Linked DNA regions of Homo sapiens: region 1 is linked to region 2. A link is an interaction called in ENCODE POLR2A ChIA-PET data of the cell type or tissue named here. Cell type or tissue: MCF 10A. All regions are shown on one strand. Region 1 overlaps SBF2 (SET binding factor 2). Region 2 overlaps SBF2 (SET binding factor 2).

Evidence for each region. Peaks named below come from ENCODE experiments on the same cell type or tissue, not always from the same donor. Only the 100,000 strongest peaks of a DNase experiment are listed, where the experiment ranks them.
Region 1: POLR2A ChIA-PET joins it to region 2 with 8 read pairs; 2 of 35 experiments call an interaction of 5 or more read pairs at or near these places.

Annotation. Positions count from the first base shown.
Region 1 is chr11:10,121,090-10,126,089 of GRCh38, forward strand. The region is part of intron 2 of SBF2 (SET binding factor 2); the gene reads right to left. Among named protein-coding and RNA genes, the nearest start is that of SBF2, 170 kb to the right of the region's middle. In MCF 10A, no CTCF peak of the experiment used is centred here; a DNase peak (open chromatin) is centred at 1,932.
Region 2 is chr11:9,981,432-9,986,431 of GRCh38, forward strand. All of the region lies in intron 13 of SBF2 (SET binding factor 2), which reads right to left. Among named protein-coding and RNA genes, the nearest start is that of LINC02709, 220 kb to the left of the region's middle. RefSeq lists an enhancer at 1,045-2,244. In MCF 10A, no CTCF peak of the experiment used is centred here; a DNase peak (open chromatin) is centred at 1,920.

The DNA.
Region 1 (5,000 bases), 140 kb after region 2:
AATAGTATCCAACCTAATGGGTGCGGTGTGACATCTCATTGTGGTTTTAATTTGCATTTCTCTAATGATTAGTGATGTTAAGAAACATCCACATAATAACATCCAGTCAGAAATACGGGATCAGCACTCAGAAGATAATGCATAGATAGGTAATGGTTGAAATACAATTAGATGAGAGACAAAACTTTCAAGTAAGACTGGTTTGCTTCTTCCATCTAAGACAGCCTGCTTCTGTCTTTGAAATCTCTCCAATCTCTCCTTTTTCTATATTCTTTCAATCCAATTCTGCTCTTAAGAAAGGATTTAATATGACTTGAGGAACATTTTTTATTTCTCCCAGGGACATTTATGTATGAAGTCTTAACACTGTTAAAGGAAAGATATATCCCCCTCCCACCACCACATGGTAAGGAGGATGGGATAAAGCCTTAAGACTTAGCTACAAGGCAGAGGTATGCAGGGCTAGTATTCTCGAAACCAATTTTACATATGACTAGCAGCTGATCCCCTATTTCACCTAAGACTGACAATTTTTAGAAACAAAAACAACCAACATTGATATAAAAATATGCTTTTGTACAAGCCAAGCATTTACTTGGGAACCTGTAGAATAAATTACAGTTGTCCTCTTTTACCCACAGTTTCATTTTCTGTGCCTTCAGATCTGAAAATATTAAACAGAAAATTCTAGAAATAAATAATTCATAAGTTTTAAATTTCATACCATTCTGCATAGTGTGATGAAATCTGTCACCACTCCATCCAGCCTCGGACAGAAATCACTCCTTTGTCCAGTGAATCCACAATGTGTATGCTATCTGCCCACCTGTTACTCACTTAGTACCATCCTGGTTATGATGACTGCTGAAGTATTACAGGGTTTGTGTTCAAGTAACCCTTATTTTACTTAGTAATGTCCCCAAAGTACAAGAGTAGTGATGCTGGCAATTCAGATATGCCAAAGAGAAGCCATAAAGTGCTTCCTTTAAGTGTAAAAGTGAAAATTCTCAAGTGAATAAGGAAAGAAAAAAATCATATGCTTAGGCTGCTATGATCTATGGTAGGAATAAATCTTCTACCCATGACATTGTGAAGAAGGAAAAAGAAATTCATGCTAATGTTGCTGTCACACCTCAAACTGCCAAAGTTACAGCTACAGTGTATATAGTAAGTGTTTAGTTAAGATGAAAAAGGCATTAAATTTGTGGGTGGAAGACAGGAATAAAAATGTATTCCAACTGATGGCAATCAAGTGGGTACTGTCCACAGTTTCAGGGTGGGAGTCTTCGAACATATACTCCTCAGCTAAGTGGGGACTAATATATATTTATGTATTTTAGAGTGCACAGCTAGAACTCAGAACAGGCCCTAAAAACTTGCTTAATATTTGAATTATGAGACTTTTCCAACATCTCACTTGTTCAACACCCTCAATTATGTGGCACACAGCCAAGGTCCTAAAAGTAGGCCAAACAAGCAAACTATAAAAAACTAAAATTAGATATCACAAATCTTTATTAAAAGGCACTTGATTTTCCTCATAGGAGAATCATTTGACACTCACTCAGTTATTAGATACTATTAGTTTACACATAATTCTAGCAAATTCAACTAGTCATTTTCCAATTTATAACAAATGCATTTACACTGGGGGTGAAGATGGAGACACGGGAGTCTCAGCACGCACAGTAGGCTAGGTCAGCCCTTCATACCTGCACACTTACACATTACTTGTATGCATCATTTACTAGAGTAGATTACAAGAATTGAAACTCTATAGAATAGCCTTAGTCATCAAAGGTTAAATTATATTAGTATGTGCTCTCAGAAATATGCATAGCTTGTACAGCATGTAGTTACACACACACATACACACCCATACCTTGTCTCCGTTTTTCTTCTGCTTTCTGCCAAAAGCTATTCAAACCTCAACCATTTCATGAGTCACCACACAGGCAGCTCTTACTTTGGCTTTACCTCTCCCTGCTTGGTTTCACCACTCCAATCACCTGGCTCAACTATAGAAAACCCTTCTGATTTTCCCTACTGAAGGAAACATCAGGGTTAGAGTGTCACAAAACACTACAAAACCGAAATGAATCCATGTATGCTCATCTTTGAAAGAGAAAGTCAGGGAGGAAGAGTTCGACAAACAGAAACAGGAATAAGAAGGGAAACATAGGGTTCAGCTCACAAATACTTGCAATTTATTTGAGTACAAAATATTCATTCCTCTAAGTAGTTTATTTATGACAGACACTTTGAGGTACTGTATACTCTAATCACTTGTTCTACTTTATCTGTCTTTAACATTACTAGGAAAAACTGAAGGATTTCCCTGTTATCTGGGTAGTTTTATAAATCCCGACAATAAAAAATCTACCAAGAGAATGTGATATTTAAGTTTTTGTATTCATATTTTTAAAATTCTTTTTAAAAATACAAAAATTAAAATCACTTATCCCTACTTGAAAAAAGAGAGAGAAATCTACTTCCTAACAGTGCCTAATGGTTATAGATCTCCACTAGTTCCTGTTGTATTCAGAGTCGAGTTTAATCTCTCTCCCCTAGTCTTGACTATAAAGTCTTCCTTACAAAAAAAAAAAGAAAAATATTTTCCTTACTTCCACTAACATAAATAAGCTTTATTGTCTGCATTATTCAGACCTAGGTATAAACATACACATGTAATAATAGCTTTTTAAAATAAAAATGTACATTTGTCCACATCTTGCTTTTCTCACTTAACAATGTCATTCTTTTCTACACTTCTCAAACATGGTGTATTTACCTAACAACAAGACTACTGAGACGGTTTTCAGTATTTTGCTATTCCAAGAAACACCAATGAATATGCTTATAACAAATTAGAATCTCACTATTAAAGTGTGAATATGAACAGCCTAACACTAATAGTTAGTTATAGAAACATTTTATGGTTTGGCCAACCTGATAGCCAAAATCTTCATTCACTTTTATTTTAGATTGCCTTTAAAAAATTATGACTGAGATTGCAGGCAGCTTCTCATGGTTTCTGGCAATATGTGTTTCTTCAGTGAACTGACAGTTTGTATTTTTTTGGTTGTTGTTTAGTTTTACTATTAAGTTCTAAGGTGTTTTTGATCAAGGTAATCAACCTTTGTATCTTTTAACTTGGTTGACAGTATCTACCACAGTACACTAACATTAAGAAAATTTATCCTTCCAATGGCATACTAGAAAACTGTTAACCTGCCTACTTACTCTATCTGATTAGAGTCTAGACACTGTGAAGTTCCATGTAACTTGTACATTTCCGTCCTAGAGAAAGCAGAAACCCAAAGGTTACCGTTTTATAACTTTTTAGAAAATTAACCAAATTTGTATCTAATCAATATTATTCTGAAGGCATCATTTTTCAATTTTCCTGGAAAGGTGAACTATATAAGTCCCTATTATTCAAATGCTCTAATATCAAGTTTTATTATCTTACTGGTTCCTACTTTAATTAAAATGTTGAATGAGTTTTTGACACATGTTCATTCTGTATTTTCATGAGAGTCATTTTTCTAATGTGTGAAAATTTCCTGACATTTAATTTATTTGTAGATAGAGCTATCACAATGTTATTCCTTTAAAGCACCTGGGCTTTCTCATTAACTGAGGAAGGTCATCTCCATCTCTGCACTGTGAAAAAATAAAAACAAAAAAATATATATACTCATCTATTTTCCACAGATTAAAAAAATTTTCTGGCTGGGCGTGGTGGTTCACGCCTGTAATCTCAGCACTTTGGGAGGCCGAGGCAGGCGGATCACCTGAGGTCAGGAGTTGGAGACCAGCCTGACCAACATGGCAAAACCCCGTCTCTACTAAAAGTACAAAAATTAGCCGGGCGTGGTGGCAGGTGCCTGTAATCCCAGCTACTCAGGAGGCTGAGGCAGGAGGAGAATTGCTTGAACCCGGGAGGCGGAGGTTGCAGTGAGCCGAGATCTCGCTACTGCACTCCAGCCTGGGTGACAAGAGAGAGACTGTGTCTCAAAAAAAAAAAAAAAAAAATTCTACTTAGAATTTTACCATGAATAGTATGATTATGCAGTTTTACTCTTTCAATATGTAATGAATTATATTGATATATTTCATTATAATGAAACATACTGTACATCTCAAATGAAAACTACATAGCATATTACTCTCTCAACAGACTACGAGATTCGATTTTCTAATACTTTGCTTAGGATTTTTGCAACCATATTTTCCCTTTTTTGCTATCTTCATTAAGTTTTTTTTGTACTGAAGTAATGCCACCTTCATATAATACAGTGAGATGCTTTCTATATTTTTAATATTTGGAAATAGTTTTAATAGTAATTTAAGAATTTTCAGTTACTTGTTAATGAACGACACTAGAAAGGGCAGTAAGTCTATAAAACTACATAGCCTCCTGCCTTTTATATGTGTGTCTGTCTGTCATATCTTTAACAACTCTAGATTTAAAGAAAATTGTAAATATAGAATACAGTCCTTATATACCCTTCACTCAGCATCCTCCTATGTTAACATCTTAGAGACAGGGTACAGTTGTTTGAACTAAGAAGTTAGCATTAGTATAATACTATCAACTAAGCTACAGACTCTATCCAGATTTCCCCAGTGTTTCCACTAATGTCCTTTTCTGTTCCAGGACACTATACTGCATTTAGCATCATGACTCTTTAATTGTCCTCCTCTGCTCTGTGATAATTTCTCAGTCTTTTCTTTTTTTCCCATAAACTTGGCAATTTTAAAAAGTATGAGTCAGAAATTTTGTAGAATGTTCCAAAATTTGGGTTTATTTTCTGTGTTCTCATGCCTAGACTGTGTTACGGATTTAGGGGAAGGATACCACAAAGGTGAAGTGATCTTCTCATTGCATCATATTGGGAGGTACATTCTATCCACATGACTTATTACTGGTGATGTGAATCTTGGTTACTTAGTTTTTAACAGTCCTTTTCACTTCATCCATCGTTATCAGTTTG
Region 2 (5,000 bases):
ATGTGCCCCTTAATCTAAAATAAAAGTTGAAATTATTTAAAAAACGTTTGAAATCGGCAAAAACAAAAGTTTACTTGATTTATAATTTCTTTTATTTTTTCAAGAGATATACAACCAATAACCACCATCTTATTAGTAAGATTTTAATGTTCAATTCTATATTTCCCTTATGAAAAGACTAATGAGAAAATGTATAACCATTATTATATTTTAATCTTTGGATGCCAATATTATATTTAAATCAATGATATGGCTTTAAATTTAGATCGGTTGAGTTGTCTTTGCAGAAGTTATTTGCTATACAGATAAAGTATATGTTAGAACCACAAATTAAAAGAAAATTTCTACTTTGACAATGTTTAGATTAGAAACAGTATCGAATGTTACATTTCTGTCTTCCAGAATATTTTTTTGTTTACTAAAGTCAGGACCTAATCGTAATGAAAAAAAATCACATCTTCCCTCAACTTTTCCCTGGAGGACTATAGTTCCGACTTACTTTACTTTTCTTAGGACTCAAAACTTCACAGCAGAAGAAATAAGGAACACTCATTAGCCCAAATCCATTTTTCCATATGAATATAATCTCTGTCATTTTATGCTCTTTTCTTTCCTGGTGTTCAAATAGTTATTTCACACTTTATCACATCCGAGTCCTTTTAACTTACTGCATTTCCTCTATCCATGGAATATTTTCATCCTTGTGTTTCTGTGGTCACTTGTCAATTTGCTTTTTTTCTTTCAGCTTTTCGCTCCCTCTGTTCAAAACAATGCAACTCCTGACCAGCTGACAACCGCAGTGCCAAGCCAAAGCAGAGGACACTGGTCGGTTCTGTCTGAGGTGGTTCTGGTCTCCAGTGAGTCTAATCTTTATGTCTTACAAGAGACCCAAATGAAAACCATAATGAGGGCAAATGACTAACTGAAAAAATTGTGACTAACATGTTTTCATAACACACTGACTGACAGGAAAATTACTTTGAAAAATGTGGTCTATTTTGATATACAGTACCAACTGTAATATCTCATAATTTACAATCCAGAGCAAAAAAACTATCACAGGAAGCTTTCTAGTTCTGTGAACAAAATACTTTATTTAACAGTATATTTTTAAAATTAATGACTGTCTAAATAGAGTGGATCATGGCAGATGGGAGGCAGGACTAGATTGCAGCTCCAGACAGAGAAGCATGTGGAGGCTTGCATTGTGAGTTTCAGCTCTAGATCAACTGCAAGAACAAACCAGCAATCTGGAGAGGAACCACAGATCCTCGGAAGGAAGTGAACTGCTCCTGCGGGATTCGGGAGACACCCCAAATACTGTGAGTGCCCCAACTGTCTAAGTGGGAAAGGGAGACCCTCCTCTCCCGAACACACACCGGAGAAGCTGAAGGTCTGTTTGTGGGAGAAGTTTCCGACTTTACCTAAAGCTGAGTCAAGTTAGAGAGCCAAGCGAAATACAGGGGTAGAGAAAGCAGCAGAAAGGCCCTGGGAGCTTGCCGGGTCCCAAAGCAGCCCATTCCTGCCTGGCACCACAGGGATCCCTCAGAAGGGTGGCCAGAGGAGCAGCAGGTAAAACTCCACAGGGAGAAGGAATTCTCTAGCTGAACTTTTTAACTATTTGAATGGGGTGAGAAGCCCCGGGGGTGGTGGGGGCTGCAAATCCGGGTTGCAGACTTCACAGGCAGGGGAAGAACTAAAGCACTTTTCTTTCACAGCTGGGAGGCGGATAGCCTCGGGCAAGTTTTCAAGCCCGTCTGGCAGCCCGTCTTGCCCTCTGCCTGGAAACAGACTCAGGGCTACTGGGGGGCACAGCGGGAGAGAAACTGGCCCTTCTGTTTGCGTGGGAGCTGGGTGAGGCCTGTGACTGCCGGCTTTCCCCCACTTTCCTGACAACTTGCATGACTCAGCAGAGGGAGCCATAATCTCCCTAGGTACACAACTCCAGTGAGCTGGGAATCTCACCCCCATCCCCCACAGCAGCTACATCAAGACCCGCCCAAAGAGAATCTGAGCTCAGACAGGCCTAGCTCCTTCCCAACCTGATGGTCCTTCCCTATCCACCCTGGTAGCAGAAGACAAAGGGCATATTATCTTGGGAGTTCAAGGGCCCCGCCCACCACTGGTCCCTCTCCACACTACTACACCTGATGCTTTCTGGAAGGCACCACCTCCTGACAGGAGGCCAACCAGCGCAAAAACAGAGCATTAAACCACCAAAGCTAAGGGCCCTCATGGAGCTCACTGCACCCTCCGCCACCTCCACCGGAACAGGCACTGGTATCCACAGCTGAGAGACCCATAGACGGTTCACATCACAGGACTCTGTGCAGACAATCCTCAGTACCAGCCTGGAGCCAGGGAGACTCGCTGGGTGGCTAGATCCAGGAGAGACAACAATCACTGCAGTTCGGCTCACAGGGAGTCACATCCATAGGAAAAGAGGGAGAGTACTACACCAAGAGAACACTCTGTGGGACAAAATAATCTGAACAACAGCCTTCAGTCCTAGACCTTCCCTCTGACAGAGCTTACCCAAATAAGAAGGAACCAGAAAACCAACCCTGGTAATATGACAAAACAAGGCTCTTCAACATCCCCCCAAAAATCACACTAGTTCACTAGTAATGGATCCAAACCAAGAAGAAATCTCTGATTACCTGAAAAAGAACTCAGGAGGTTAGTTACTAAGCTAATGAGGGAGGGAGCAGAGAAAGGCGAAGCCCAATGCAAGGAAATCCAAAAAATGATACAAGAAGTGAATGGAGAAATATTCATAGAAATAGATAGCTTAAAGAGAAAACAATAAAAAATTCAAGAAACTTTGGACACACTTTTAGAAATGGGAAATGCCCTGGAAAGTCCCAGCAATAGAACTGAACAAGTAGAAGAAAGAAACTCAGAGCTGGAAGACAAGGTCTTTGAATTAACCTAATCCAACAAAGACAAAGAAAAAAGGGTAAGAAAATATGAACAAAGCCTCCAAGAAGTCTGGGATTATGTTAAATGACCAAACCTAAGAATAATCGCTGTATCTGAGGAAGAAGATAATTCTAAAAGCCTGGAAAACATATTTGGGGGAATAATTGAGGAAAACATCCCCGGCCTTGCAAGAGACCTAGACATCCAAATACAAGCAGCACAAAGAACACCTGGAAATTCATTGCAAAAAGATCTTCGCCTAGGCACATTGTCATCAGGTTATTCAAAGTTAAGACGAAGGAAAGAATCTTAAGAGCTATGAGACAGAAGCAACAGGTAACCTATAAAGAAAAACCTATCAGATTAACAGCAGATTTCTCAGCAGAAACTCTACAAACTAGAAGAGACTGGAGCCCTATCTTCAGCCTCCTCAAACGAAACAATTATCAGCCAAGAATTTTGTATCCAGTGAAACTAAACATCATATATGAAAGAAAGATACAGTCATTTTTCAGACAAACAAATGCTGAAAGAATTTGCCATTACCAAACCACCACTACAAGAACTGCTAAAAGGAGCTCTAAATCTTGAAACAAATCCTGGAAACATATCAAAACAGAACCTCTTTAAAGCATAAATCACACGGGACCTACAAAACAAAAATACAAGTTAAAAAGCAATAACAAAAAACAAAACCAAAGCCCACAGGCAACGAAGAGCACGATGAAAGCAACAGTACCTCACATTTCAATACTAACATTGAATGTAAATGACCTGAATGCTCCACTTAAAAGATACAGAACTGAAGAATGGATAAGAACTCACCAATCAACTATCTGCTGCCTTCAGGAGACTCACCTAACATACATAACGACTCACATAAACTTAAGGTAAAGGGGTGGAAAAAGGCATTTCATGCAAATGAACACCAGAAGCGAGCAGGGGTAGCTATTCTTTTTAGTTGTTTTTTTTTGTTTTGTTTTGTTTGAGATAGAGTCCTGCTCTGACATTCAGGCTGGCATACAGTGGTGCTATCTTGGCTTACTGCAACCTCTGCCTCTCAGGTTCAAGTGATTTTCCTGCCTCAGCTTCCCAAGTAGCTGGGATTACAGGCACTCGCCACCATGCCTGGCTAATTTTTGTATTTTTAGTAGAGACAGGGTTTCACCATGTTGGCAAGGCTGGTCTCAAACTCCTGACTTCAGGTGATCCTCCTGCCTTGGCCTCCCAAAGTGCTGGGATTACAGGTGTGCGACACCACGCCTGGCTGGGTAGCTATTCTTATATCAGGCAAAACAAACTGTAAAGCAACAGTGGTTAAAAAAGACAAAGAGGCACAGTATATAATGGTAAAAGGCCTTCTCCAGCAGGAAAATATCACAATCCTAAACATATATGCATCTAATACTGGAGCTCCCAAATTTATAAAACAATTACTAATAGACCTAAGAAATGAGATAGACAGCAACACAATAATAGTGGGGGACGTCAATACTCCACTGGCAGCATTAGACAGGTCATCAAGACAGAAAGTCAACAAAGAAACAATGGATTTAAACTACATCTTGGAACAAATGGACTTAATGGATATATACAGAACATTTCATCCAACTACCACAGAATACCCATTCTATTCAACAGCACATGGAACTTTCTCCAAGATAGACCATATCATAGGACATAAAACAAGCCTCAATAAATTTAAGAAAACTGAAATTTTATCAAGCACTCTCTCAAACCACAGTGGAATAAAACAGGAAATTGACGCCAAAAGGAACCTTCAAAACCTGCAAATACATGGAATTTAAATAACCTGCTCCTGAATGAGCATTCAGTCAAAAATGAAATCAAGATGGAAATTAAAAAATTCTTCAAGCTGAATGACAATAATGACACAACCTATCAAAACCTCTGGGATACAGCAAAGGCGGTGCTAAGAGGAAAGTTCACAGCCCTAAATGCCTACATCAAAAAGTCTGAAAGAGCACAAACAGACAATCTAAGGTCATACCTCAAGGAACTAGAGAAACAAGAACAAACCAAATCTAAACCCAGCAGAAGAAAGGAAATAACCAGGA